Regions from separate parts of the Homo sapiens genome. Here region 2 is linked to region 1. A link is a loop called in an ENCODE intact Hi-C map of the cell type or tissue named here. Cell type or tissue: chondrocyte. All regions are shown on one strand. Links, peaks and the distances in the headings refer to the core of each region. The heading gives the core; the rest is flanking DNA.

Evidence for each region. Hi-C counts contacts between places; a loop is a spot of excess contacts. Peaks named below come from ENCODE experiments on the same cell type or tissue, not always from the same donor. Only the 100,000 strongest peaks of a DNase experiment are listed, where the experiment ranks them.
Region 2: a loop joins it to region 1, with 2.8 times the contacts of the local background. A loop is called at or near these places in 9 of 110 quality-filtered maps.

The regions. Positions count from the first base shown.
Region 1 is chr2:26,841,624-26,852,962 of GRCh38, reverse strand. It overlaps DPYSL5 (dihydropyrimidinase like 5), which reads right to left and starts at 4,831. Exons shown (of 13, transcript NM_020134.4): 1 at 4,709-4,831. In chondrocyte, for the core only: CTCF peaks have their summits at 6,248 and 6,469 (motif pointing left); DNase peaks (open chromatin) are centred at 4,291, 4,559, 5,095, 5,405 and 3 weaker places.
Region 2 is chr2:27,298,502-27,309,840 of GRCh38, reverse strand. TRIM54 (tripartite motif containing 54) reads right to left here. Exons shown (of 9, transcript NM_187841.3): 2 at 11,102-11,274; 3 at 10,425-10,596; 4 at 4,787-4,882; 5 at 4,024-4,257; 6 at 3,739-3,761; 7 at 3,504-3,628; 8 at 3,299-3,385; 9 at 2,406-2,954. The coding sequence ends at 3,300. UCN (urocortin) reads left to right here and starts at 1,396. Exons shown (of 2, transcript NM_003353.4): 1 at 1,396-1,681; 2 at 1,933-2,441. The coding sequence starts at 1,946. The coding sequence ends at 2,320. It overlaps MPV17 (mitochondrial inner membrane protein MPV17), which reads left to right. Exons shown (of 8, transcript NM_002437.5): 8 at 1-349. RefSeq lists a silencer at 8,156-8,361. In chondrocyte, for the core only: CTCF peaks have their summits at 6,007, 6,217 and 8,243 (motif pointing left); DNase peaks (open chromatin) are centred at 2,762, 3,437 and 4,116.

The DNA.
Region 1 (11,339 bases), core at 1,797-9,796:
ATCAAAGTGTTGTTTTTGTGGACACACATTTTAGAGGGAGAATATGATGCTGCTGCTGATGGTGATGATAACTTTTACTGAGCACTTACAAGATGCCAGATGCTGCTCTCAGTGCTAACCATTAACACATGTAAGCCTCAGAACAACCCCAGATGTAGATACTGTTAAGTTGGTGCAGAAGTCACGGCAGTTTTTGTCATTAAAAGTAATGGCAAAAACAGCAATTACTTCTGCACCAACCTAATACAACCATCCTCATTGCACAGATAAACAGAAAGTGGCCAAGGTGAAATCTGAACCCAGGCTTTCTGGCTCTCCCTCCTGTACACGCTACCGCTGAGCCTGGATTGTGACGAGGGAGGAGGGAGGCGAGGGAACAAGTACAGAACAGGGCTGTGATTGATGGGAGTGCTTGGCAAGCTCGGGTTCAATCAATGGTTAAATCAGCTTATTTTAAATGAAACAAGTTTCAAAGACTGAAGTAGAACAAATCATACACCATGTTCCTCCCTGAATTTCTTTTGTTCAAGTGTATAATTTGTGCCCACTTTTATACATAAATACCAAAGCTCACAAAAGATTCATGTTATGGTATTTCAACCTTTCATCTTCACATAAAAAAAAGCAAGGCAAAGCGATTTTGAAATTATTTCTCATTTATGCACCAGCAGTGCAATGAAATCAAACACCTGCTTATTGGAAAAATGATAAAACACATTTATTCTTATTTGCTCCCATATTACACCAAGTTTTCCCTACAGGACTTCATGTTGACAAAGATATCTTGTTCTACAGGATTCCTGTGAATTAAGTCTTAGAAGACTTTTCTGGAATATGTTTTTATACCTCAGAAAACAAAAAAGATACACAAGATCAGATTCTATCAGAAACTGGTAAATTTTCACACCAGGAAGATAGACTGGGTCTCAGATACTCTTGTCCAACTTCTCTGGCTCTCAATATTTTTCTATGCCCCAAGAAAATGATCTGAACACACAATTCACATTTTTTTTTTTGAGATAGAGTCTCACTCTGTTGCCCAGGCTGGAGTGCAGTGGCACGATCTCAGCTCACTGCAACCTCGGCCTCCCAGGTTCAAGTGATTCTCCACCTCAGCCTCCTCCCAAGTAGCTGGGACTACAGGTGTGCGCCACCACGTCAGGCTAATTTTTTTGTATTTTTAGTAGAGATGGAGTTTCACCATGTTGGCCAGGCTGGTCTCGAACTCCTGACCTCAAGTGATCCTCCTGTCTCAGCCTCCCAAAGTGTTGGGATTACAGGCGTGATCCACTGTGCCTGGCCACAATTTACTTTTACCCCAGAGACCTGCCTATAGTCATGCTGTCCTTTGGCTTATAGTCCCGTGGAGCTAATGCAGGATCATACAGAATCCTGGGTCAGAGAAGCTATTAAGGGGAAATTCTCAGATAGCTATGGCAGGAGAAGAGACGTGGAAGTGCCACAAATGAAGTTTACGCCAAGTCCTGAGACCTGATTTTGGCCAACTGTGTAAACTTGCCTTGCTGTGGAACTCTTTCCAGAGATAGAAGCATTAAGAATAATGCAACAACCCTGCTAATGTTTGCACCTAGAGAGGTTACGCTGACAACAGCCAGGCCTTCACGTCAGGCTGGTCATACCGGCATTCCTTGTCTATGGATTCCCTGCCATGAGGAACAGACTGCAATGGATGTTCACAGAGTGCTTTAAGAAGATTACATCCTTTTAAAAATCCATAAAATTATTACAAAAAAGAAGCCAACAAAACACTCCTTCCTGAAATTGTTCCCTTTGGGTAATAATATGAAAACATGTTTCCCATTGGAGCTCTCTTACAAGAAAAAACCTTCACTGTCAGATTTCTAGGTTTCTAATATTGAGATTCCTAGTATTTATGTACTCTGAATCCATGTTTGTGTGTATGCATAAATACACACATGCATATATAATTTAGTAAAATATAGTATGTGTATATATATATGTGTGTATATACATATTAATATATACATATATATAATTCAGTTAAAATATAGTTAAAAACAACCAATGAGCAATGTTCCAGCTAGTCCTTCCAGATCAGTTTTGTAAATTCTGTGAGGCACCTCCTCAAAACACCATCCTTTAAAACCAGCAAGACATAGCCTACTGCTGACTCCCTATGGCCAGAAAGGACACTCAGACAAGAGGCCTTCACTTTGACAGCTATCATCTGTCCTGGGCAAAAGCCAACAGCCACAGCACAGTCCTTCACCTTACACACTAATCTTGTTAAGAAAGCAAATCCTGAGATTTCAAGGCTGGGTTAAGAGAACCAACAGGTTCTCAGTTAACTTAGTGGCAAATGTAAGTGGCATCAATGAGTTCTACAATGCCAAGTATCGCCCAGTCTGGGAACAAAAACATTCCTGCCTTTTTTTTTAATGAATGGCAATTTAAAATGATAACTTTATGCTAAAGATTCACCTTTAACTTGTCATCTAACCAGTTATCAAAGCAACAGTGCAACACAGAATTCTGGCTTTGGGTGTCACTTCACATGTCAAGGCGCTGCAGCGGTGACTTGCAAGGTGTTTAGACGGCGGGCGAGAGGCTGAGTGCGTGGAAAGCCCTGCTGAAAGCCTGTTTTAAGCTTCCATTCGGTTCATCTGCTTTCCCACGGGCAAGCAGCGCCTATCACAGAGCTACCCCAGTCTTAGGTCAGCAGACAATATGGGCGAAGTCTGCAAGAGACGCACTGGCTTGGGTGTGGTCACTGGCAAAGAAAAGCACTGGACCCCTAGCAGCGGCTCCCAAACCTAGAGCCTCACCCTTGCGGGATCATTTCCACCCGCTTCTCCGCAATTTGACCACAATCCGCACCAGCCCTTACGGCTCCCCCTGAGAAAGCACAGCTGCAGCCCCTAGACTACGGCCGCCTCGGCAGACAAAGCCGCTGCTCGGGGGAACCCGCGCTGCACCGAGGCGACCTCCAGTCTTTGGCACCTGCGTCGCCGCCCGGCAGCTCCGCGCCGCTAACCACGCCGCGTCTCGGCAGCGGGTGGACAGCGCGGGGCGGGCGGCGGCGCTGCACCAGAAGGCACCCGAGCCGGAGTGGGGGGGTGGCTGTCTGCAGGCCCCCAGGCCGGGGGAGCGCCTCCCACACGGGATTCCCGGCGTGGCCAGGCCCCCATAAAACCCCAAAGCCAGCACGTGCCCGGAGGTTCCGCAGGGAGTATTCCCAGCACCAGAAAACTGCACCCTCGCGTCCTGGGTGGCCCTGGTTTGTCGTCGGATGGACACCAGGGTCGGCTATTGTTCTCCGGGTCTCCCCGAAGGGAGATCCGCCTCCCTGGCAGCACCTGCTGCTGGGCAAAGCCTTTCAGCTCCTCGAGAAAAGGGCGTGCCGTGGGCGCCGCGGAAGATCACAAAACCCTAAGCGAGTCGCTACCGGCTGGTTTCAAGCCTGGAGACAAAGCTCCTCACCAAGCCAGCCCAGCCCGGTCCCGGATCTGCCATCCTGGGTCCCTAACCCCGGTCCGAGGGCCACGCCCAGCCGGCCACCTGGGCCGCGGGGCCCCGCGCCTGGAGCTGAGGATCCTCGGGCCCGAGACCGCCTCTCAGCTGCTTGCCCCTCCCTCCTCGGGAGGCTCCCCTTCCCAGGAGGCCCCCCTCCCCCGCACAGCGCGGGTCTTCTCCTCGCTCCCGTCCTCCCTCCTCAAACCCAGGCGGCCTCCACCCGCCTGCATCCCTCCTCCCCTCCCCATTCTTCAGCAGAACCAGCCTCGCCGGGCGCCACCTGCACCGAGCTCCTTCCCTCGTTCTTCGGACCCGCCCCCGCCCCTTCTCTTTCCTCCTCAAACCCTAGTTCCCACTCCCTGCTCCCCGAGACCCACTACCTGTCCTAACCCAGCTCCCCAGCCTTCCCCATCCCCATCTTTTCTCAACCGAGGCCTCCCCTCGCCCTCTCCCGGCTTCTCTCCAGCTCAGACTACAGCCCCGTCCCCAGGCCCGGGGCGTCGACGTCGGTGCCCGCTGAGATCGATGCTGCAAGGCGGGCTCCCGCGCTGGGCTCCAGCCGAGGGACCCGGCTCGGCGCCCGCTCCGGGCTGGGCAGCCGCAGGAGGCCTTTGTGGCTCAGGCGGGAGGCTCGGAGGCGGCGGGCGAGTCCTCTGCAGGCGTCCGCTCCGTTAGCCGGGCGGTGGAACAGACCGCCGGGTCGGGTCCAGGCTGGGCAGATCCCAGCTCGGAGGCGAGAAGGACGGAGGGTGTGTATCTGGGTGGTGTGTGGGACCGGGGACAGCGCAGATCCTGGGACCGGCAGGACTGGCCCCCGGCCAGAGGCGCCCCCGCCCAGCCCTCCAGCGGTCCACTGCACCGCGCCCGGCTAGGAAAGCGGCCCACTGCGTGCTAGGCGCGAAACCCCTCGGCCGAGCCGCCTCCTCACCCCAGGGCTTTGCAACCCCGCGAGCACGCATTAAACGCTTACTATGAGCAAGGCCCGGCACGGCGCTTCGCGGGCGTACAAAGAGGACCCCAAGAGCGCCCCGGCTTAGCCCCGATGGCCACCTCCCAACCCCAAACCACACCTCCCGCCGCGTCCCCTGCGGCCGGGCCCCAGGCTCACCCGGCTCCCCGCCCTTTTGTGCGCCTCACGCAGAAACAGAAGGGGGAGAGGAGGATGTCCTAGCCCGGGAGGGGTAAGCCCACCGACCCCCCTGCCATCACCCACTCCTCCGAGATGCTGCGGCCGCGGGGGCCCGTGGCTCGGTCCGTCTCCGTCTCGCCGCGGCGCCGGAGCTGCGGGTGCTCGGGGCGGCGGCGGCTGCACGCGCGCTCGCTCGGGGGCCGCCTCAGCGCGCCCAGCGCGGGAGTCCAGAGTGGGGAGCGGGGGAGGGGCGCGTGTCGGGGGCTGGGAGCGGCCTCCGCCAATCACCGCGCGGCCGGCTCCTCCCGCCGCTCCCCACCTCAGCTAGCAGGTTAAGGGGAGGCGGGGACAGGCGGCGTCCCGCATCCTTGGCGCCGCGCGCCGCCGCCGCCTGGGGACTACAACTCCCGGCAGGCCCTGCTGCAGGGCCGGGGTCCGAGAGCGGACGGAGGGCGCGGCCGGAGAACTCACCGACCCCCCTAGCACCCGGCTCCGCGTTCCCTCGGGTTTCCATGGCGACTCAGGACACCACAAAGCCTGGACGCGCTGAGGCACGGGTCCCCAGGGAGGGCCGGGGGCGGTTCCGGAGGACACCCCGCCTCCCCTCCCCCAGCTGGATCCCACCCCAGGGGCTGAAACAATGCCGCGGCCGCCTCTCCCGGGCTGCGGCCGCGCTGCCCTCCGCCGCAGGACCCCGCCGAGGCCGCCTGGTTCGCGCCAAGACCCGCTCCGACGCCCGCGGGATTGCGGGATGCAAAGGGCCGGGTGGGCGTTATAGGAAAACTGTTCTCATGAACAAAGTGGACGGCCACTTGGGGCCACCGCAGTTCGCATCTGCACCCGGGGAGGTCTCGAACCCGGAGTGCGTTCTCTCCACTGAGAAGATTTTGCCCAGCGCCACGCGGGTGCTTCCCTGTCCAGAGCGCTCAGGCCCAGTGCCTGTCTTATTTCTGGCTTCTGTCAAGGGACAGCGAAGCCTTTGGAAATTATTTATAACCCAATTTACATTCGCTTCACCTGTTTCTTCATGTTTAAATACATACATAATTTACCAAAATAAACAAATCTAAAAAAGGAGAGGAAGGATCATCCCCGGTTTGTCCCACCTCCCTAGCTAATCCCGGTTCAAGCCTTTGCCATTGATCTGTGTTATTTTCTGCAGTTGTAATAATAGTTTGGATTAGTCATTTGCCTCTTTGCACTTAATGTCACTCCAAAGGCGTTGCGATGCGCGTTAAAATGCAGCATCAAGGACCTCCAAGCTGCAGCTGCAGAATCCCTCCCTCCCCGGGCTCCCCGGCGATCCGGTGGGGAGAGGAGTCCCCTGGCAGCCATGGCCTCGTGAGGTGGTTCTCTTTGCAGGATACTTTCAAACAAAATGGTGTTCACTACTCCGGGGGCGTGGAGGGGGTCCCCTCTCCCCATCTCAGCAAAATCTACCCGGGCGCAGGACCCGCAGAGCCCGCCAAGGCGGGGTTCCCTGCCGTCCTTCCCCAGAGAGCTTAGGGCCTGGACCAGGCCAGGCTGGCCTTTGAGGGATGCATTTCTGGATTACCCCACCCCTGAGTCTGCACTCCTTCTCCCCTTCCCAACTCCCGCCTGCTTGGTAAGCAGAGAGCAGGGAGCCCCCAGAGGAACCTCAAAGCATCCCTAACCCAGTGCAGCCCGGGATGTGGCTGTGAAAACTGCTCCAGCTTGGGGCACTGCCCTATGGATTCTCCAGGGCTTGCCCGGACAGGGATGTAGGCAAAATGGACTGGGCTTCAGGGAGGTGGCGTGGAGCTGCCAGCGGCCTCCCGGCGGCGGGGTTCCGAGACTACCGCGCGCGGGCGGTGCTGCGCTTTTTGCTTAAGGGAGAGAGAGCCCTCTAGTGACTGTAAATGTTTTCTGCAGCGTCTCGTAGACCTTAAATTTGGATTCTAGCATCTTAGCTTTCTTGGGCTACCTTCCCTAGTCAGCGAAACGGCTGCCTCTACGTCATCTGTCAGTTTAGGATATTGATAAAGGTTGCACCCAAACCGGGGGTTGCATATGTCCTCAGTCCTCGACTTCGGTTTGTTGTTGCTAACTTAGGCTCCGTTTCCTGGGAAGTAGAAAGAGCACAGAGCTGGGAGTCCCGCATTGCTGGGTTGGAATCCTTGCTCCTTCAGTTTCTGCCGACTTGACCTTGAGAAAGTGACTTACTCCATCTGACCCTTAGCTCCACCCAGAATACTGGGGTCATATACATTCTTTTAACCTTGTCGTGGAAATTAAATGAAGAAAGGTAGATAAAGGCCATAGCACATTGCCTGGCATAGTGTGCATGCAACAAATGCAGCTATTATTATTTATCCCACAGAAAGTGGTTATTGAACAGTGTGAGGGATATAAGAATATGTGACACTCCCCACAGTAACAGCCACAAAAGGCAATATGTTGTGATTTTTATTATAAAGCTCATATTACTACTCGGTCAGATAAAGTAGAATAAGAATTCAGACGAGAAAGAAAGCAGTTCTGCATAACACTGGGAGATGGAGGAGCTAGAATTTGGATTTCACCTGGATATTGATTTGATGGACAGTTCTAAGCAAAGGTCTGAGATTCTGGGGTGAAGGAGCAAAAGCTTATGGGTGGGGAACCCAAGCGGGTATTTGGAAGACAGCAGAAGAACCCACCATGTCTTGAAAGTCAAGTCCCTGAATGAGGGTGATGGGAAGAGAATGGGGATGGTGAGTTAGGCAGGGGTTGGGGGTCAGACCTCACAAAGCCCAGGGCTACTGGTTTTTATGAGTAAATGTGTTCTGAGTTCCCAACAGCCTTAACAAACTTCAGAATAAATACAAGTTAAAGACCACCATGAAAGGAGGAGGGAGGAAAATCGCACTGTCTGAACTCCTATTATGAGCCCGGGTCTATTTGGTGTTTTACAACACATCATTTAATCCTTGCTACTCCACACAGGAGGTAGCATTGCTCATTTCTTACAAATGAGGCTATCTGGATTTAGAGAGGTTAAACGATTTGCCTGCGAAGTCACACTGCTGTAAGCAGCAGAGCCAGGATTCCAAAGGACATCTGCCTGGTGCAAAGCTGAGCCCTTCCTGCTTCAGCACGTCCTCCCTGCCAGCCTCCAGAAGGCCGGATCTCCAGTGCAGAGAGAGCCTGTGACGGTGAGTGACCCTCAAGGAGAGCCTGTTGCCAAGTCATGGAACCCAGATGTTCCTTCCTCTGCAGCGGCAACCTGTTCCTCCTCGAAGTGCCCCCGGGAAAGGGGCTCTCCAGTATTCCCAGGAGCTTTGTATAATATTAAGTTTCCTCCTCATCCTTCTCTTTTCACCTTTTTTTGCTCCTTATACTTCTCAGTGACAACCCTAGTGTGGGGAACACATTGTGAAGTCTAGTTAGCCATTAAAAAAAAAAAGTGAGGCCAGGTGCAGTAGTTCATGCCTATAATCCCAGCACTTTAGGAGGTCAAGGTGGGAGGATCACAAAGCCCAGGAGTTTGAGATCAGCCTGGGCAATATAATGAGTCCTTGTCTCTGCAAAAAAATTTTAAAAATTAGCTGAGTATGGTAGCAAGTGCCTGTAGTGCCAGCTATTCAGGAAGCTGGGGTGAAAGCATCACTTAAACCCAGGAGGCAGAGGTTGCAGTGAACCCAGATTGCTCCAATGCACTCCAGCCTGGGTGACAGAGGGAGACCCTGTCTCAGAAAGAAAAAATAGGCCAGGCATGGTGGTGCATGCCTATAATCCCAGCACTTTGGGAGGCCAAGGCGGGCGGATCACCTGAGTTCGAGACCAGCCTGACCAACATGGAGAAACCCCGTCTCTACTAAAAATACAAAATTAGCCAGCCATGGTGGCGCATGCCTGTAATCCCAGCTACTCAGGAGGCTGAGGCAGGAGAATCACTTTAACTCGGGAGACAGAGGTTGTGGTGAGCCGAGATCACGCCATTGCACTCCAGCCTAGGCAACAAGAGCAAAACTCCATCTAAAAAAAAGAAAGAAAAAAAAATAGGCCGGGTGCGGTGGCTCAGGCCTGTAATCCCAGCACTTTGGGGGGCCGAGGCAGGTGGATCACCTGAGGTCAGGAGTTTGAGACCAGCCTGACCAACATGGCGAAACCCTATCTCTACTAAAAATACAAAAAATTAGCTGGGTGTGGTGGCAACCGCCTGTAGTCCCAGCTACTCGGGAGGCTGAGGCATGAGAATCACTTGAACCCGGGTGGCGGAGGTTGTGGTGAGCCGAGATCGGGCCACTGCACTCCAGCCTGTGTGACAGAGCGAGACGCCGTCTCAGTAAAAAAAGAAAAAAAGAAAAAAAGAAAAAAAGAAAAAAAAATTTGGCCGGGTGTGGTGGCACAGGCCTGTAATCCCAGCTACTCCAGAGGCTGAGGCCGTAGAATCGCTTGCACCCGGGAGGCAGAGGCTGCAGTGAACTGAGAGCTTGCCATTGCACTCCAGCCTGGGTAACAGAGCAAGACTCCATCTCAAAATAAACAAACAAACAAATAAATAAATGTCAACCAGCAGTCAAACCTGTGTATTCAAGACAGTGCCACAAAGCAGGAGCCAAATTTAAAAAGCACGGGGCCGGGGGGGCAACAAGACAGACAAACAGACTTTGGGAGAGGGAGACAGGACAACAGAGGCAGCATGAAGAAGATCTAAAGACATAGAGATATTCAGATACACAAACAGGGGAATGAGACTGGAAGGGTTCCAGGCCCCAGAGCAGTAACTACCCAGTCAGACACAGGGGATGGAGGAGGAGGCCTGGGGAGGCTGAGGGGGTGCTGTGCTAGAGCTGAAACATCAAAGTAAATTCCAATGGTTTATCACTACCCTTGAAACGCCAAGGAGCTCTCCGAAAATTTAAATCATTCCTTCTGGCCTAGGAAAGTTTTGGTTTTTTTTTTTTTCCTGCTTTTATTTTTAAATTTCAGAGTTTAATTTTGAAATGCAAGTTTGTCTTCTCTTGGAACGAGAATGGCCACAAACCAGCATAAAGGAGGAACTGCTGGATGATTCCAGCTGCCCCAGCCTTGTAGCAGAAATCTAAAACGTTAAATTGGCATTTATTTCACGCACATATAGAGGTTCTTTAAGCCAAACAAAGCAAGAAATTGCATAGTCTCACAATGCCATCATTATCCAGATGAGGATAATGAGGCTTTGTTTTAAGCCTTTTTTCTCCCTTAACAAATAAAATTCGAGTATTAGAAAGAATAATAATGAGGACAAGAAACATAAGTCAAACAATCACCTTCAGGGAACAAAAGAATTACTCTAAGAGCCAGATCTTTAATCACCTTTTGGTTCCCTACCTGTCATTTTCCACAACACAGGGCTTTACTGAGCCCCTACTGGTGGAGGAGCTGAGAACATAGGAAAGAATCCTCTCACCCATGCCCCCAAATTTAATTTTTATTTATTAGGTGAATCCAAAGAAGTAAGCCAGTAAGGCCAGGTGTGGTGGCTCACACCTGTAATCCCAGCACTTGGGAGGCCAAGGCGGGTGGATCACCTGAGGTCGGGAGTTTGAGACTAGCCTGGCTCACATGGCGAAACCCTGTCTCTACTAAAAATACAAAAATTAGCTGGTGTGATGGTGCACGCCTGTGGTCCAGCTACTCGTGAGGCTGAGGCAGGAGAATTGTTTGAACCCTGGAGGTGGAGCCAAGATCACGCCACTGAATTCCAGCCCGGGTGACAGAGTAAGACTCTATTTCAAAAAAAAAAAAACAAAAAACAAAAAACCAAAAACAGTAAGAAATACCCTTACTACCTTTCCCTGATATTCTTTTTATGAAGCCAGTTCCTCCGTTGAGCTTTCTTTTGTTTTTGTTTTTTAGAGATGGGGTCTCACTCTGTCACCCAGGCTGGAGTGCAGTGGTACAATCATAGCTCACTGCAGCCCAGCTCATTTTAAAAATCTTTCTGGGGAGATGAGGTCTCACTATTTTGCCCAGGCTAGTCTCAAACTCCTGTCTTTAAGTAATCCTCCTGCATCAGCCTGGGATTACAGGTTTGAGCCACTGCCCTTGGCCCTAATTTTTCTTTTTTAGTTGCATTAATCAGAACTTACCTAAATAAGAATTAAAGCTAGGCTGGGTGCTGTGGCTCACACCTGTAATCCCAACACTTTGGGAGGCTGAGGCGGGTGGATCACTTGAGGCCAACAGTTTGAGACCAGCCTGGCCAACATGGTGAAATCCCTTCTCTACTAAAAGTACAAGAATTAGCCAGGCATGGTGGCGGGCACCTGTAATCCCAGCTACTCAGGAGGCTGAAGCAGGGCAATCTCTTGAACCTGGGAAGTGGAGGTTGTGGTGAGCTGAGATTGCACCACTGCACTCCAGCCTAGGCTACAGAGTGAGACTCCGTCTCAAAAAAAAAAAAAAAAAAAAAAAAGCAAAAGCTATTGAGCATTTCCTGCATACTTTATGTATATTATTCATTTAATCCCACAGCACACCTGTGAGAAAGAGATCATGACATTCACTTTATGGAGGAGGGAAACAGGACCGTGAAGTAACTTCCCCAGGGTCAAACAGCTCAAAGGGGCAGAGCTAAGATCAAAGTCCCAGTTTGACTCCAGGTTCTGTGTCTATTCCATTAGACCACACTACCTGTTACTAAACATTATTCCATTTACAGTTTCCCTTTTCTCAAGTCTATTATGGTTACTTTGATTTTTTTTTTTTTAGTTGGTGGTATTTTTTT
Region 2 (11,339 bases), core at 2,061-10,060, 460 kb before region 1:
AAAGTGGGCATACCAGTTTCCACGGGGTTGGGTTGCCGGTCAGAGCTTAAGAGGACTAGCACCCTGCAATGCCCCTCTTCACTCTAAAATGTACACTGACTGCTTTAGAGCCCTTGATAATAGTCTTATTCCCACCACATACTAGGCACTCCATAAATATCTGTTGAACCTTCATGACCTTATCAACTTTACACCCATATCCCAGCAAATGCCACTCATCCCCACTCTTCATAGACACATTTGTTACTCTAACCCTGCCTAGGCTTCTTGTAGCTCCAGCTCTTTAGAGACTCCCGGAACCCTTTATATGGTGCCTCAGTAAATATGTTATTAAATATGTAATCCGGAATCTGCAGTGGTAATGAGTAAGTTTTTAAGCAGAAAACTATTGGGGAGTCATTTCTAGAGCTGGAAAGAAGCCAAGAGACCACCAAGCCCAATTTTTTTTTTTTTTTTTTTTTTTTTTTTTGAGACAGGGTCTTGCTCTGTCTCCCAGGCTGGAGTGCAGTGGCGCGATCTTGCCTCACTGCAGCTTCCGCCTCCTGGGTTCAAGCAGTTCTCCTGCCTCAGCCTCCTGAGTAGCTGGGACCACAGGCGCATACCGCCACGCCCGGCTAATTTTTGTATTTTTAGTAGAGATGGGGTTTCGCCATATTGGCCAGGCTGGTTTCAAACTACTGACCTCGTGATCCGCCTGCCTCGGCCTCCCAAAGTGTTGGGATTACAGGCGTGAGCCACCGCGCCTGGCCAAGCCCAGTCTTACAAATGAGGACCCTGAGGTTGGTAGGAGGGAGGTGACCTGTCCACACCAGGAGTTAGCAGAAACTTGAACCCATATTTCTTTGCTGCTCATGGGCAGAGTTACACTGCTGCTATGATTCCCAGGAGAGAAACTGAACTTTGCTAAACTACTTTGGCAAACTCAAAAGCAGATGGGCCAGCCATTTGTGGTCTGAAAGCACTCGGATGCTAGAGACCCTCTGTTACATGGTGCCTGTCAGACAGCCCTACAATTTGGATCCTGGGGCTGGAAAAAGATAAGAATGCTGGGAGACTTTGGTTGTGGCAGACTGCCTCTCAGTGGGTCCCACTGTGTTGGCTGAGTGCCAGCGGTGGACTCCTGATGCCTGCATTTGCAGAACTGATAGCTGCAGGGAGGCAGTGGGTTCCAGCGGCACAGCGTTCTCACATTTCTGGCCACTTCTAGAGGCAGAGGACGGGGTCAGCACCATGGACAGCCTCACGGTCCCGCCTCCCTTTCGTGTGTCAGAACACGCGACCCGGACTAGTCTGGTCTGGGGACGGCCCTAGTCATTGCTGGCTGTTCTAAGCGGGGCGAGGGACTCCCGTGGGTCCCAGAGCAGTCTTTACGCCCCAGCCGGCTTCTCGCTTTCCTGCGTCCAGTGCTGCTTCCAGCGCTAGCCCCAGGGGCACGAAGGCTGGTGTAGGGAGGTGCGCCCCTCCGGGGGCCCGCCAGCCGTCAGACTCGAAGCTGTGGCTGTCATTGCTTCTACAATCAGTGCATGTTCTTCGCTGACGTCAGTCGGAGCTGTCCTGGCACTATATAAGGCTGGCGACAGCCCCGGGACAGACCCTGTGTTCCCCAAGGCGTCTTCAGCCTGCCCCGAGGGACAGAGACTGGAGCTCAATCTTGGACCGTACAGACGCTCGCCGACAACCTGTGAGTGGCTCAGAGCGTCCGCCCAGCCTCCCCCTGCACCAGGACTCCGCTCAGCTCAGCCACCACGCTCCTCCGGGGAGGGAGGCTGGGTGGAAGGGATGGAACAGCACTGGCGCAGTGGCTGGGGCTGGAGGGCAGGCTGCGGGCATTGGGCGGCGGCCGGAGGGGTCGCCGGGCGAGCGCGGGGAGGGGAGCGGCGGCCTGCAGCTGTCCCAGGCGCACCTCACCCTGCGCTGCCCCTGTGTGTCCAGGGCCGGCGGCACCATGAGGCAGGCGGGACGCGCAGCGCTGCTGGCCGCGCTGCTGCTCCTGGTACAGCTGTGCCCTGGGAGCAGCCAGAGGAGCCCCGAGGCGGCCGGGGTCCAGGACCCGAGTCTGCGCTGGAGCCCCGGGGCACGGAACCAGGGTGGCGGGGCCCGCGCGCTCCTCTTGCTGCTGGCGGAGCGCTTCCCGCGCCGCGCGGGGCCCGGCCGATTGGGACTCGGGACGGCAGGCGAGCGGCCGCGGCGGGACAACCCTTCTCTGTCCATTGACCTCACCTTTCACCTGCTGCGGACCCTGCTGGAGCTGGCGCGGACGCAGAGCCAGCGGGAGCGCGCCGAGCAGAACCGCATCATATTCGACTCGGTGGGCAAGTGATGGCCCGGTTTGGGGCTGCGAAAACGTTGACCCCTTTCCCCCACCCCAGAGTTGGGATGCGGGGCAGAGCCACCAGGGCACTGTCTGCGTGACTATTTTTTAATAAAAGTACTGAAGACCCGTTGGCTTTTGTCGTAGAGGCAGGGCAGTCACAGCAGCGTGGGAACCCGTGGGAAGGTGGGGCCCCCGGGCCAGCGGGAGGGGAACAAAATGCTGTGGGGGGCTCCGAGACAGCGGCTTTCAGCCAGGTCAGCCAGGTGCATGTGGACCCCAAGGGTCCCCAAATCCCCAGGACCTCAGAGGTCCCGGCACCACCGCCCCGCCCTCGGCCCTCTTCCCAGGGCGCTGGGCTCACCAGTTCGCTCCTGGCATCACAGAGGTGCCCAATAGGGGTTCATTTGGCTTCCGCCCCCCAGACGGTCTCAGGTTCTGGGAAGGGCAGGATGGTGGGCGGGTCGCCTTCGAAGCCCAGGCTGCGGGGTTGGGCAGCGAAAGGAGATACGGGTCTGGGACGCTCGAGTTCTTTATTGAGATCCTCCCGGGGCCGGCGCCGATTTGGGTGATGCTGCGGTCTCTGCGCAGATCCTCCCCGACTCTAGCGCGGGCTCTCGAGCAGGGTCGGGTCGGCGCAGGCCTGTGCCCGGGAAAGAAGGCTCGGTGGGCGGGTGCTGCGAAGGCACGAGGCAGCTCGAGCCCCGCTCACTCCGTCCCCCGCCACGTGGGTTTCTCCTCTACTCAGCCTGCCTTGCCTGCCCTCCCAGCACCCCAGAGGAACAGCGGGTGAGGAGGAAAGTGTACTTTTCCGCCCTAGGGGGCGCGCCTTTGTGGCTCCGGGGTTGGGTTGCACCGAGGAGTGGGGGCTCCACGCTACCCGCAGGGAGGGCAATCACTGGGGGAGGGGACGCGAGCACACCAGCCAGGCCCCACCCCAAGCCCCTCAGGCCGCTCTCACCTTAAGGCCCATCGGGCGGCTCTCACCTTAAGGCCCATCCGGCCGCTCTTCCTCCGGCCCCGCGCTGCCCTCCTCTCCGTCTGGGGCCACCTCCTCTTCCTCCCCGGAAGCGCCTGAGCCCAAGGAAGGCCTGGTGAGGTGGAGTCCCTGCCTTTACGGCCATCGTGCCCGCCGCACCCCCCACACAGAGGGTCCGAACCCGTCTCAGCGGCCCTCGGCCACCTCCTTCACCTGGCTGGAAGTCGATGGTCCGCAGCATTTCGGCCACGTGCTCCACCCTTACGGTGAATTGCTCCATGCTCTCATAGCCTGGCTCCGGCCGCCCTGCCAGCTCCACCTTCGACATGGCCCCGACCCTGCAGTGGCCACACGGACTCAGCTGGCAATGCCCCAGCACTCTCAAGCCCCACCCCAGCCAGTGGAGCAGTGCAGCCCCCTCCTTTCCCTTCCCGCTATGCCTACTCACTTATTGATCAGCTCCTTGGCCTGCTGCAGGGAAGAAAAGGAGGGTGAGAGTAAGCACTGGGCCAACCTGGGCAAAGTCCCATTTCTGAATCTCACCACAGTCCTGCGGGGTAGGTGGGAAGGCACGTCCCAATTCGTTAAGCAGAAAACGAACTCAGAGGGGGTGACTTGCCCAAGGTCGTAGGGGCAAGCAGGTGCAAGAGACAAGACTTGAACCCGGGACTCCAGGTACCAAGGCCCTGACTCCAGCCACTGTGCAGCGCTGCCACCCTCCCCTAGAGCCCACCTGGAGATACAGCGCCATTTGTGGCTCTTCCATGGACTGGATGGCAGACTCCACCAGCTTAGAGGAGGCCTCCAGGTGGTCGCCATACTGACGGATGAGGCCGCGGACGCGCTGCAGCTTCTCCTCTTGCTCCCGGGCCAGCGCCTGCAGCAGCTCACCCTTGCGCTCCTCCAGCACTGCGCACAGGCTCTCAAACCTCTGGTTTAACAACTGCTTCTGCCTCCGGCTATTGTCCTAAAAGATGGGGAGCAAGGATGAGGGAAGGCGTGGCTGAGACCCGGTGGCTGGGAAAGCACAGGGTACTCACAGAGAACCAACACAGAAAGTGACCCATCCGTAGTGACACTGTGAGTTAGTGGCTGAGCCAGAACCCAGCCCAGATCTTTTCCATAATAAAAACACAATGCTTTAAAGTAGCTTCACTGATTGCTGTCTATATCCCTAGCCCTGGTTTTTATTTGCATTATTCCATTTAATTCTCAAAAAGAACCCATGAGGTAGCTGGTGTATCATTATCATCATCACTGTTTTATGAGGTTAAACAAAACCAAAGCACAGAGAAGTTAAATAACTGGATTAAAGTTTTGCGGCAAAGCTGGAATGCACACCCAGCAGCCTGGCAAAAGCACCTCCCACCACTCCCAGGACCCCAGAAACTTTCAGACCAGTTTGGCGAGAGGTCAGAGAGGAGCAGTTCTCTTGGGAGCCCGGGGTCCGCAGGCTAGCCAGTTGCTGTTCCTCCCTCCCTCCAGCCCAGGCTCACCTCGATAGTCTGGCACACCTCCTCCATCTGTGTGATCACTGCTTGCACGCGGTCATTGCCTGCCACCAGCATCGCGATGCCATCGCTGAGCTCACTCTGATACACACACAGGTCAGCACTCAGAGCTGGGACCTGGCCTAGAGCTACACCCCTCACCCCAGCCAGGGTTGCCTAGGAGAGGGCTGGCCCTTCCACCTCACCCCCCATAAGGGCATCTACAGCAATCTAGAAGGCTTGAACCATCAAGAGGTACGGAAGCACATTCTAGTGATTCTGGAAGGAGGTGGAGAGAAGCCCTCCACCACTAAGTGGGGAAGGAACAGACAGTCTCCAAACATCCACCAGATACCAGACACTGGGCTAGATACTTTATCTGTAGATTCATTTCTTGCATCGATTCTGAGAAAGTCTTCAAGATTATCCATTGGCATAATATTGCCTCTTCTCTATTCTCTTTATCCTCTCATTCTGGGAATCTGATTAGACCTGTTAGACCTTCTCACTCTCAGCCTTCTCATCATCTCCCAGAACTGCACGTTCTGTTTTTCTTTCAGTCCTCTCATACTGGTCACTAGTTCTGTTTTCAGACAAATCTATCATTCAATTCATTCGTTGATTTTTTTTTAAATTTTTTTTGAGACGGAGTCTTGCTCTGTCACCCAGGCTGGTCTCGAACACCAGGCCTTGTCCTCCTGCCTCAGCCTCCCTAGTCACTGGGTTTACAGGTTCCAGCCACCATGCCCAGCCATCTGTTGAATGTTTTATATCTATCTATCTATATATATATATATATCTGTATATCTATATCTATCTATCTATCTATCTATCTATATATATATATTTGAGACAAGGTCTCACTCTGTCACCAAGGCTGGAGTGCAGTGGCTCGATCTCAGTTCACTGCAGCCTCGACCTTCCAGGCTCAGGTGATCCTCCCACCTCAGCCTCCCAGGTAGCTGGGACTACAGGCGCATGACACCACGTCCGGCTAATTTTTTATATTTTTTTGTAGACGGGGTTTCAACATTTCCCCAGGTTGGTCTCCAACTCCTGGACTCAAGTGATCCTCCCACCTCAGCCTCCCAAAGTGTCGGGATTACCGGCGTGAGCCACCACACCCAGCTACATGGTTGGTTTTTGATATTCTATTATTGTTTGGTTTTTAAAATTTTTCATCTTTTTTTAAAAAGCATTTGATTTATAGTGACTTCCAATTATTTAATAATTCCAATATCTCAGTTGCTTTTGTGGGGGGTCCTAAATCTGTATTTTTTGTTTCTGCTGACTTCACTCATGGATTACGTTTCTCTGTGCACCTTCAATTGTGATCTAATATTTTATTGATATTAATTAATCTAGGGAATACCTACGGGCCTAAATTGTGCATATTTTCCTCTAGGCAGTATTTGCATTTGCCTCTGTTGAAAGCCAGGTGGCGCAATTTACTGCTTTAGCTCCTAGGATCCTAGTTTAACCTACGGTCTCCGGAAACTTTTTTTTTTTTTTAGACGGAGTCTCTCCCTGTTGCCCAGGCTGGAGTGCAATGACGTGATCTCAGCTCACTGCAACCTCCGCCTCCTGGGTTCAAGCGATTCTCCTGCCTCAGCTTCCCGAGTAGCTGGGATTACAGGGCCTGCAACCACGCCCGGCTAATTTTTTGTATCTTTAGTAGAGACGGGATTTCACCATGTTGGCCAGGTCTCAAACTCCTGACCTAGTGATCCGCCCGCCTCGGCCTCCCAAAGTGTTGAGATTACAGGCGTGAGCCACTGCGCCCAGCCGGGTCTCTGGAATCTTAGCTGCAGGTACCCCTCCTTTTAGGGGTTTGGAGGAATAGTCTGGTCTCTCTAGCTCAGTGACATTGCCAGCACTGGTCCTCTGCGAAATGCTGCCTTTTCTGTGCTTGCCACTCAGGGTTCTGCTTTCAGCTCCGCCTTTTCTCTTCGCCCCTCCCCACCCCCACTGATTTCCTTTGCTTCTATGTACCAAGCAATATAATTTGAAAATTCTGTTTTACACAGAATCTAGTTGTGTGATAGAGAGGACCCTGCAAGTATCTCACCCACCATACTGAAGTCTCTGCTTTCATCCATTATCGAATTTTATCCTTATAGCTACTTTCACAAGTAGGCATTTTCACCCTAATTTTACACATGAGGAAAGTGAGGGCCACAAAGGTCCAGTAACATACCTAGGTGACACACCAAGTCAAGCACAGAGCTAGGACTTTGACTCCAATCTGCTTGACTTTTATTTTATTTTCGAGACAGAGTTTCACTCTTTTTGCCCAGGCTGGAGTGCAATGGCGCAATCTCAGCTCACTGTAACCTCCGCCTCTGGAGTTCAAGTGATTCTCCTGCCTCAGCCTCCCGAGTAGCTGGGATTACAGGCGACTGCCACCATGCCCAGCTAATTTTGTATTTTTAGTAGAGAAAGGGTTTCACCATGTTGGCCAGGCTGGTTTGGAACTCCTGACCTTAAGTGATCCGTTCACCTTGGCCTCCCAAAGTGCTGGGATTACAGGCATGAGCCACCACGCCTGGCTTAATCTGCTTGATTTTATTTTTATTTACTTATTTTATTTTAGGTATTATTATTATTATTATTTTTAGACGGAGTCTCGCTCTGTCGCCCAGGCTGGAGTGCAGCGGCCCGATCTTGGCTCACTGCAAGCTCTGCCTCCCAGGTAAACAATTCTGCCTCAGCCTCCCGAGTAGCTGGGACTACAGGCGCCTGCCACCACGCCCGGCTAAGTTTTTTGTATTTTTAGTAGAAATGGGGTTTCACCGTGTTAGCCAGGATGGTCCCGATCTCCTGACCTCGTGATCCACCCACTTTGGCCTCCCAAAGTACTGGGATTACAGGCGTGAGCCACCGCGCCTGGCCTATTTATTTATTTTTGGATGGAGTTTTGCTCTTGTTGCCCAGGCTGGAATGCAATAGCGCAATCTCAGCTCACTGCAACCTCCGCCTCCCGGGTTCAAGCGATTCTCCTGTCTCAGCCTCCCAAGTAGCTGGGATTACAGGCACATGCCACCACACCTGGCTAATTTTTGTATTTTTAGTAGAGACAGGGTTTCATTATATTGGTCAGGCTGGTCTCGAACTCCTGATCGCAGGTGATCCGCCCGCCTCGGCCTCTTAAAGTGCTATGATTGCAGGTGTGAGCCACCGCCCGGCCTGCTTGACTTTAAAACTAAGTGGAGTAACGCTTTGGGAGGCTGAGGTGTCAGGGGCGTTTGAACCAGAGCAACTCCATCTTGAATAGGGGCTGGGTAAAATGAGGCTGAGACCTACTGGGCTGCATTCCCAGATGGTTAAGGCATTCTAAGTCATAGGATGAGATAGGAGGTCGGCACAAGATACAGGTCATACAGACCTTGCTGATAAAACAGGTTGCAGTAAGGAAGCCGGCCAAAACCCACCAAAACCAAGACGCCAATGAGAGCGACCTCTGGTGGTCCTCACTGCTACACTCCCATTAGCTCCATGACAGTTTACTAATGCCATGGCAATGTCAGCAAGTGACCGTATATGTTCTAAAAAGGGAAGGCATGAATAATCTACCTCTTGTTTAGCATATCATCAAGAAATAACCACAAAAATGGGCAACCAGGCTGGACCCGGTAGCTCACACCTATAATCCCAGCACTTTGGGAGGCCAAGGAGAGTGGATCACCTGAGTTCAGGAGTTTGAGACCAGCCTGGCCAACATGGTGAAACCCTGTCTCTATTAAAAATACAAAAATTAGCCAGTCATGGTGGCGGATGCCTGTAATCCCAGATACTTGGGAGGCTGTGGCAGGAGAATCGCTTGAATCTGGGAGGCGGAGGTTGTAGTGAGCTGAGATCGCGCCATTGCATTCCAGCCTGGGCGACAAGAGCGAAACTCCATCTAAAAAAAAAAAAAAAAAAAAAAGAGGGCAACCAGCAGCCCTAGGGGCTGCTCTGTCTATGGAGTGGCCATTGTCTTATTCCTTTACTTTCCTAATAAACTTGCTTTCACTTTACTCTATGGACTAGCCCTGAATTCTTTCTTGCGCGAGATCCAATAACCCTGTCTTGGGGTCTGTGTCAAGACCTCTTTCCTCTAACAGAGGCAGGAGGATGGCTTGAGCCCAGGAATTCAAAACAAGCCTGGGCAACACAGTGAGATCTTGTCTCTTTTTAATATTGTATGTTTGTTTTTGAGACAAGGTCTCACTCTATCACCCAGGCTGGAGTGCCGTGGTGCAATCATGGCTCACTGCAGCCTCAACCTCCCGGGCTCAAGTGATCCTCCCACCTCAGCCTCCCGAGTAGCTGGGACTACAGGCATGCCACCATGCCCAGCTAATTTTTTGTAGAGACAAGGGTCTCACTATGTTACACAGCTCAGGCTGGTCTCAAATTCCTGGACTCAAACAATCCCCCTGCCTCGCTCTTCTAAAGTATTATTAGTACTACTACTACTAATAAATATTATTATTAGTACTACTACTACTAATAAATATTATTATTAGTAGTATCCTCCCAAAGGATTACAAGTGTGAGTCACTGTGCCCTGCCTGAGACCCTGTCTCTATGTAAAAATAAAAAATTAGGTTCGGGCGCAGGGGCTCACGCCTGTAATCCCAGCATTTGGGAGGCCAAGGTGGGTGGATCACCTGAGGTCAGGAGTTCCAGACCAGCCTGGCCAACATGGTGAAGCCCCGTCTCTACTAAAAATACAAAAAATTAGCTGGACATGGTGGTAGGCGCCTATAATCCCAGCTACTCTGGAGGCTGAGGCAGGAGAATTGCTTGAACCTGCGAGGCAGAGGTTACAGTGAGCCGAGATCGTGCCATTGCACTCCAGCCTGGGCAACAAGAGCAAAACTCCATCTCAAAATAAATAAATAAACAAATAAATAAATAAATAAAATAAAATAATTAGCTGGTCATGGTGGCACATGCCTGTAGTTCCAGCTACTTGGGAGATTGAGGTGGTAGGGATCACTTGAGCCCAGGAGTTCAAGGCTGCTGCAGTGAATCACAATCATACCAGTGCATTCCAGCCTGCGCGACAGAGATCCCCACATCTCTTAAAAAATAAATAAATGGAGCTGGGCGCAGTGGCTCACACCTGTAATTCCAGCACTCTGGGAGGCCAAGGTGGACGGATCACATGAGGCCAGGAGTCAAAAAAAAACCAAAAAACAAAAAAGCTGGGTGTGGTGGCACATGCCTGTAATCCCAGGTACTTGGAAGGCTGAGGCATAAGAACAGCTTGAACCCGGGAGGCTGAGGTTGCTGTGAGCCAAGACTGCACCACTGCACTCCAGCCTGGGCGACAGAGCGAGACTCCATCTCAAAATATGATAGATAGATAGATAGATAGATAGATAGATAGATAGATAGGGCTGAGTGCGGTGGCTCACATCTATAATCTTAGTGTTCTGCGAGGCTAAGATGGGAGGATCACTTGAGCTCGGGAGATCAAGGCTGCAGTAAGTTGTGTTTGTGCCACTGCACTCCAGCCTGGGCAACAGAGTGAGATCCTGTTTCTAAATAAATAAAGAAATAAGTAAACAAAAGATAAGTGGAGTAAGAGGCTGACACTGAGACCCTGTCCTAAGCCCCCATCTCTCACATATCTACTCCCTCCCCTGTTTGATACCTTCTGGCGTTTGTAAATGGTGGGCAGTGGGGCCACCTCACAGTCCTTGTGGGCACCGAAGACCTTGCAGAGAGAGCAGGTGGGCACCTCACAGCTCAGGCAGTAAATATTGATCTTCTCTTCTTCATGCTCCTCGCACATGAGGTGCTGCTCAGCCTTGGAGTGCAGCGGCCTAGAGAGGAGTGGGCAGGGGGAGGTGGACCTTAAGCATGAAGGGTCCTAGGAATACCTTCTCTTCAGCCTCCACCAACTGCCACCACCTTCTCCGCCCCTGCAGCTAGTGCTGTGGCTGAACTGGTGAGTACTTCCACAGAGCTCTGAATTTGGGGAACAGAAGGAGCTAAGAGATAGAGGAGGCCTGGATCCGAGAACAGTCTGTATTACAAGGGGGCAGGGAAGTCCCACAGGACAGGAAGTCTTGGAGGGTTAGCGAGGATCTTGCTGGTGGACTGCCAGCCTCTCCCAGGAGGAGAGGGTAGGAGTGAAGTACTGGCTAGGGAATCAGAGACTGCCCTCTCTGGGAGGCCTGAGGCAAGTCCCTCTCCGGATCCAGTCCTATGGTCTCTAGACAGAACAGGCAGGTTGACCGTTTCAATCTCTCCCTTTTGGCTCTGATGGGTTCCTTGGCTGTGTCCCAAGCCCTGTCATGAGAGAGGCAAGAGACTCTGGTGGCTCACCTGGATGACTCCTGCTTGTAAATGTCGATAATGTTCTCCACTAGCAGGTTTCGCTGCAGGCCGTAGACACCGTGTCTGTCCAGGACAACCTCATGCCTGCACGATGGGCAGCGGAAACGGCCTCCTGAAGACACAGTGGTGGAGCCCCGGGACTGCCATAGAGGATTCGAGGCCTGCAGGGACAGATGGCTTGAGAGAACAGGCACGGGGAGGCATGAAGGGACTCGGAGGAGGCAGG